Linked DNA regions of Homo sapiens: region 2 is linked to region 1. Evidence: chromatin loops called from intact Hi-C (ENCODE). Cell type or tissue: sigmoid colon. All regions are shown on one strand.

Region 1 (2,500 bases):
CCAGCCAAACACCTGCACCCTGGCCACAGAGCAGCTCAGGGTGCCTCTGCATACTTGCTCGTGAACATCCCATAGGACACGTCAGCAAAGTGATGCTGCTCCACTGCGACTCTGGCCAAGTGTCACACTCCTAGGAGAAAGAGCCCTGTTGACCAAGCCACCCTTGGATAATGACCACAGCAGAAGGGCACAAGCAAAGGACAGACAAGGGCGCTGGGGGAATCCCTGTCAGCTGAGCAGGCCCCCAGTGGGTGTTCATGTAATTAATGAGCAGTCATTGTCCTTAAGACAAAGCTAATAACAATGCAATTCTATTAACAAGAGCTTTTTATTGAGAAAGTATTATAATGAATATTCTTCTTAATGCTAAAGTAATTCCTTCCTTTGTCTGGTTGTGAGGTTTTTGTTTTTAATTTTTATTATTGTTTTTATTTTTTGTTGTTATATGCAAGATTCTTCACAGACATGATCTTTAACCCTCAGTCTAAACAGCCCTATGAAGTCGGTATGATTAGACCCACTCAGATGAGAAGGCAGGCCTGCAGGGGCCAAGCAACACACCCAAGGTGACATGGTCAGTACATTGCAGAACTGGGACTTGAGCCCAGATCTTCCTGCCTCTAGAATGCACTGTCGGATTTAGAATGAGTCACTGGCGTAAGCAGCCCAGGCATGACCTTATGGATCTAGAATGATGCTAAGGAGACAGGTGGAGCCATTCTTGTCCAGAGCTGCTAAACCAAGTGTACATTCCCCACCTCTAACTGCCAGGACACCCATCATAGAGTGCCAGCTCTCTGCAAGGAAACTCAGAAGCTCTTTGAAAACTGGACGACTGACTATTCCCACATGCCTTGGTCTTGCTGTTCCCCTCCCCACCTTCCCACCAGCAGGAATCTTTCAAGGCTCAGTGTCAACGCCTCTCATGGGAAGCCTGCCTGGACTCTCGTGTTTCTGAATAGCAGCACTGGCCACGCTCGGCTTTGCATAGAAGGTATTTTCATCCACCCATTACTCCTACCAACATTCTTCCATCATTCCCTTGAGATGAGGAAGACATGGTCTTCTATGTCTTCCTTGCCACATTAGCCTCTTTAGCAGGCCTGGGGCAGGCTCTCCGTTGTTGTTGGGTTGAGTTGAAAAATGCCACCCTGCCTTGAATGCCTCATAGTGAAGGAAGAACTCTCTCCAATCACACCTGTCCCTCTATCTGGAGAAGACAAAAAGAAGGGTCTATTTCATCATCAATCTTTAGAGTAACGGAAAGAGATAGAAAAATTCCCAGCATGCTGACTGTGGCAGCAACTACATGGGCTCACTTGTCTTCTAGTCCTCCCTGCGCCCTCTGAAGGTAGGTGTGGCCATGCGACTTGCTTTGGCCAGGGAGATGTGGGTGAAAGTGAAAGTGCTTCTTCCAAGTGGAGCCTTCGGACCTGGTGTGCTCACTGCGTGTCCCCTTTCCTGTCTGGGCATCCCAGGAAGCCTGTGCCCGGATGGACCCTGAGGGACAGCAGTTGACAGAGCCTTCCTGCTGATGCTGGACACGTAGCACGAAGAAGAAAGAACAGTGCTGTGTGAAGCCACTGAGACGCTGGGGTCACTGTCGCCACGGCATAGCCTCGCTGTTTCACAAATTCACATATTGTGCCTTCTTCTCAGAATAATCAGCTCTTATTTATTGATAGAAAGAGGGTTCATAATAATGAGGTTAAATCATTGAGTGTGGTAACAAATTGTATATAATACAGCCCTAGCTCTGTTGTGCAGTATAATTCTGCACAAATGCACACACACGCACACACACCCCAAAGCAGAAAGTACGGACTTTTTCTGGCAGCAATTGTTCATGCTCTATGAAAGCTGTTAATTTTTCTCACTGGAGCTAGGCCAATTCAGTTCAGTTCACGAAGGCAACCATTGCAGAATTTTGTCTAGCATTGTTTTCTAGAGGTACCTCAGTGCCACCTAGAAGACTGGGTATTTTCCCTTAATGAAAAGATAGTCAGAATAGGGGGAAATGCTTTTCCTTTCTTTCTTCCTTTCTCTTTCTTCCCTTAAAAAAAAAAAAAACCCAGAATGATGTTGTGATTACCTTGCATTTTGCAGCATAGTGGATATGACAGTCAACCAAATTAATCCCATTATGCAAAACCCAGTTCGCAAATGGTTTTGCATTTTTGCAAAATTATGTCAATTTTCCCATAAATTGGAGAGACTGTGTCAGTTTTCTGAACCGCACAGAGACGCTTCTCAGTGCTGTATGTCTATATTTCCCTAATTCAGAAGCATACAGATTTTAGCTCCATGGCACAAATTAGGATTCATAACTTTAATGCTGATACTTTTGTTTACGTGAGACTTGCATGAGAATTGCCATTCATTTCACATTTATTTACAATCTTCTTCCTCATCATACTCATCATGATGGGAAAAAGAAAAGAGCATTAGCAGTCTGGGGAAAAAATGGTTAAAACAAAATTCTTAATTATTTTGATATTAA
Region 2 (2,500 bases), 500 kb after region 1:
TTTTTAATTAAAATGAAATGGATTTATCTCATCAAACACAAAAGAATTTTCAAAGATAAAAATGAAATCATCAAAATCCAATCTTTGAAAAATAAAAATCTAAACCACAATGATATATTTACGTATTATGAAATCAGAAAGCAAGCCCAAAACACACCAGTATTAAGTTATCTATGTAGTTCATCTATTTCAAAAAATCCATGAGCTTTAAATACCCAGAGAATGTAAATCTGGGGGAGAATACCAATGTCCACTCACATGTCCCTAGATGGAATATAAAAAAAGTGAAAACACACCATGTGTATACAATAGATTTTAATTACACAATCTGAAGAATATATATATAGATAGATATATAATGTTTTAAATTCCTTCAGAGATTTACATTAATAGTTTAGAGAAAGCTAAAATATATATTTACGGATATTTAAGCCAAAGTTAGTGACTATCATAGTTGAATAAATGTCTACTTGGTTTTATGAGAACACTCCAAGCAAAAAATCACGTAACATCAACCCAAGTCAGACACTCCTAAATATATTTTAATTAGGAAGAAACAATTCAGGAATATCCCCAATCTTAGAGTTATTCTAATTAAAACAAAAGTAGGTTGAAACAGTTTGTAAAGAATTATTTTATGGTTATTTTTAGATACATCATTTCTAGTAATCATATTGAGCATTTTACACATCACAGTTTTTCTTTATTTTAAACCCAACCCAGTATTCATCTAGGTAGTCACACTCCCTCTAAGAGTTCTTTACCCATTAAACCTGTAAAATTTGCCATCCTATATCTATGTAAATAGTAGTTAGGAAAATATATGACATCTACTGAACAACTTTAAAAAATAAAGACGAAGGCCAGGCGCGGTGGCACACACCTGTAATCCCACACTTTGGGAGGCCGAGGTGGGCAGATCACGAGGTCAGGAGTTCAAGACCAGCCTGGCCAACATGGTGAAACCCTGTCTCTACTAAAAATACAAAAATTAGCTGGGCATGGTGGCGCATTCCTGTAATCCCAGCTGCTCGGGAGGCTGAGGCAGGAGAATTGCTTGAACCGGAACCCGGGAGGCGGAGGTTGCAGTGAGCTGAGATCATGCCACTGCACTCCAGCCTGGGCTACAGAGCGAGGCTCCGTCTCAAAAAATAAATAAATAAATAAATAAAGACAACTGCTGCTTCTATTGTAGTGATGTTCAATTGGAGAAGGATGTAAGATAGCAATAATATTTTCAGTTCCACATGAAGAAGAGAAGGGAAAGGAAGGGAGAGGAAGAAAGGGGGAAAGGAGGGAAAGGAAAGAGGAGGAAATGGAAAGAGAAAAAAGAAAGGAGGGAGAAGAAGAAGAAGAAGAAGAAGAAGAAGAAGAAAGGAAAAGGAGAAGTAGAGAGCAAGAGGCTGAGAAGACAGGGAGGAAGGAGAGGATGGGGAGGAATTCCAGGGACACTCCCTGACTCCCCCTCGTGGTCACGCAAGCAGCAGCACTGCAGACCTCCCAGGGTGGACGACAGTATTTGATGGAACATGGAACAAGTACAGCGTAAACACTGCTGCTGCAGTGGGGTATAAGAAGTGATTCAGACAATGCCGAGGAAAGAAAGCCAGGAACCAACGTGGAGGTGAACACTTTACAGCCAGTTAGTTCTCTCTCAGCTCTCATCTGTATAGTTGAGCATACACCATCGCAAAGATCAATGAGGTAGGAGAGCCCATCCATTAATACCTGTACACAACAGCAGGGCTACAGGAGACGAATGGTTAAGTAACCAGGTTTATCACATCAAATCTCACGCTCAAAGCAGTTTCCCTTTTCACTCTCTCTTTTTTTCCCTACACAATAATGCATTTTCTGGACAAACAGAAAATGACACAAATATGTGTATTATGCCATTAATCTGTTTTTAAGAAAGATGAGTCAGAAAATTCAGCAGTGAAATCACCTGATTTTAAATCTATTTAAGACTCCTGTGTAAATTATACATACTATACAAAATTTTCCTTCTACTATCATTTTTTCATAATTATACAAAAAATATTTCAAGAAATTACCCTCAATTTTAGTTTCCACGGGCTTGAACTAAATCAAGAAAACTGTGCCTTCCACTGTAGATACAAACAACTATGGAAAAATAATACGTAAGCAAACAGGAAGACTACACAGACACTTAAATTAAAAAAAAAAAAAAAAACTAGTTCAACACTTGGCTGGAATTACTTTATATTAGTAAAATAAAAACACACCTACAAACTCAATAGGGAGAAAAATAAAATGTTCATTCAAAGGAAGTATATCACAGTAATAAGCAATACAACACAGTATTAAGCACAGTAATAAGCAATACAGGATAACAACAATGGCATTTATTCATAAAACTTAAATTATTAAATTCACCTAAAGGGATATGTCAAATACATTAAGTGATGGGATTTTTTAATCTGCCTGATTACATAAATATCAAAGTATAAAAATCCTATTCTTGGTAAATAATCTATAC

Evidence for each region. A loop is a pair of places that touch in the nucleus more often than their neighbours do. Peaks named below come from ENCODE experiments on the same cell type or tissue, not always from the same donor. Only the 100,000 strongest peaks of a DNase experiment are listed, where the experiment ranks them.
Region 2: a loop joins it to region 1, with 4 times the contacts of the local background. A loop is called at or near these places in 14 of 110 quality-filtered maps.

The regions. Positions count from the first base shown.
Region 1 is chr18:75,160,798-75,163,297 of GRCh38, reverse strand. No RefSeq gene overlaps it. Among named protein-coding and RNA genes, the nearest start is that of PTGR3, 47 kb to the left of the region's middle. In sigmoid colon, no CTCF peak of the experiment used is centred here; DNase peaks (open chromatin) are centred at 605 and 1,406; H3K4me3 peaks cover 948 bases.
Region 2 is chr18:74,656,777-74,659,276 of GRCh38, reverse strand. All of the region lies in intron 3 of ZNF407 (zinc finger protein 407), which reads right to left. Among named protein-coding and RNA genes, the nearest start is that of ZNF407, 60 kb to the right of the region's middle. In sigmoid colon, a CTCF peak has its summit at 1,480 (motif pointing left); a DNase peak (open chromatin) is centred at 1,476.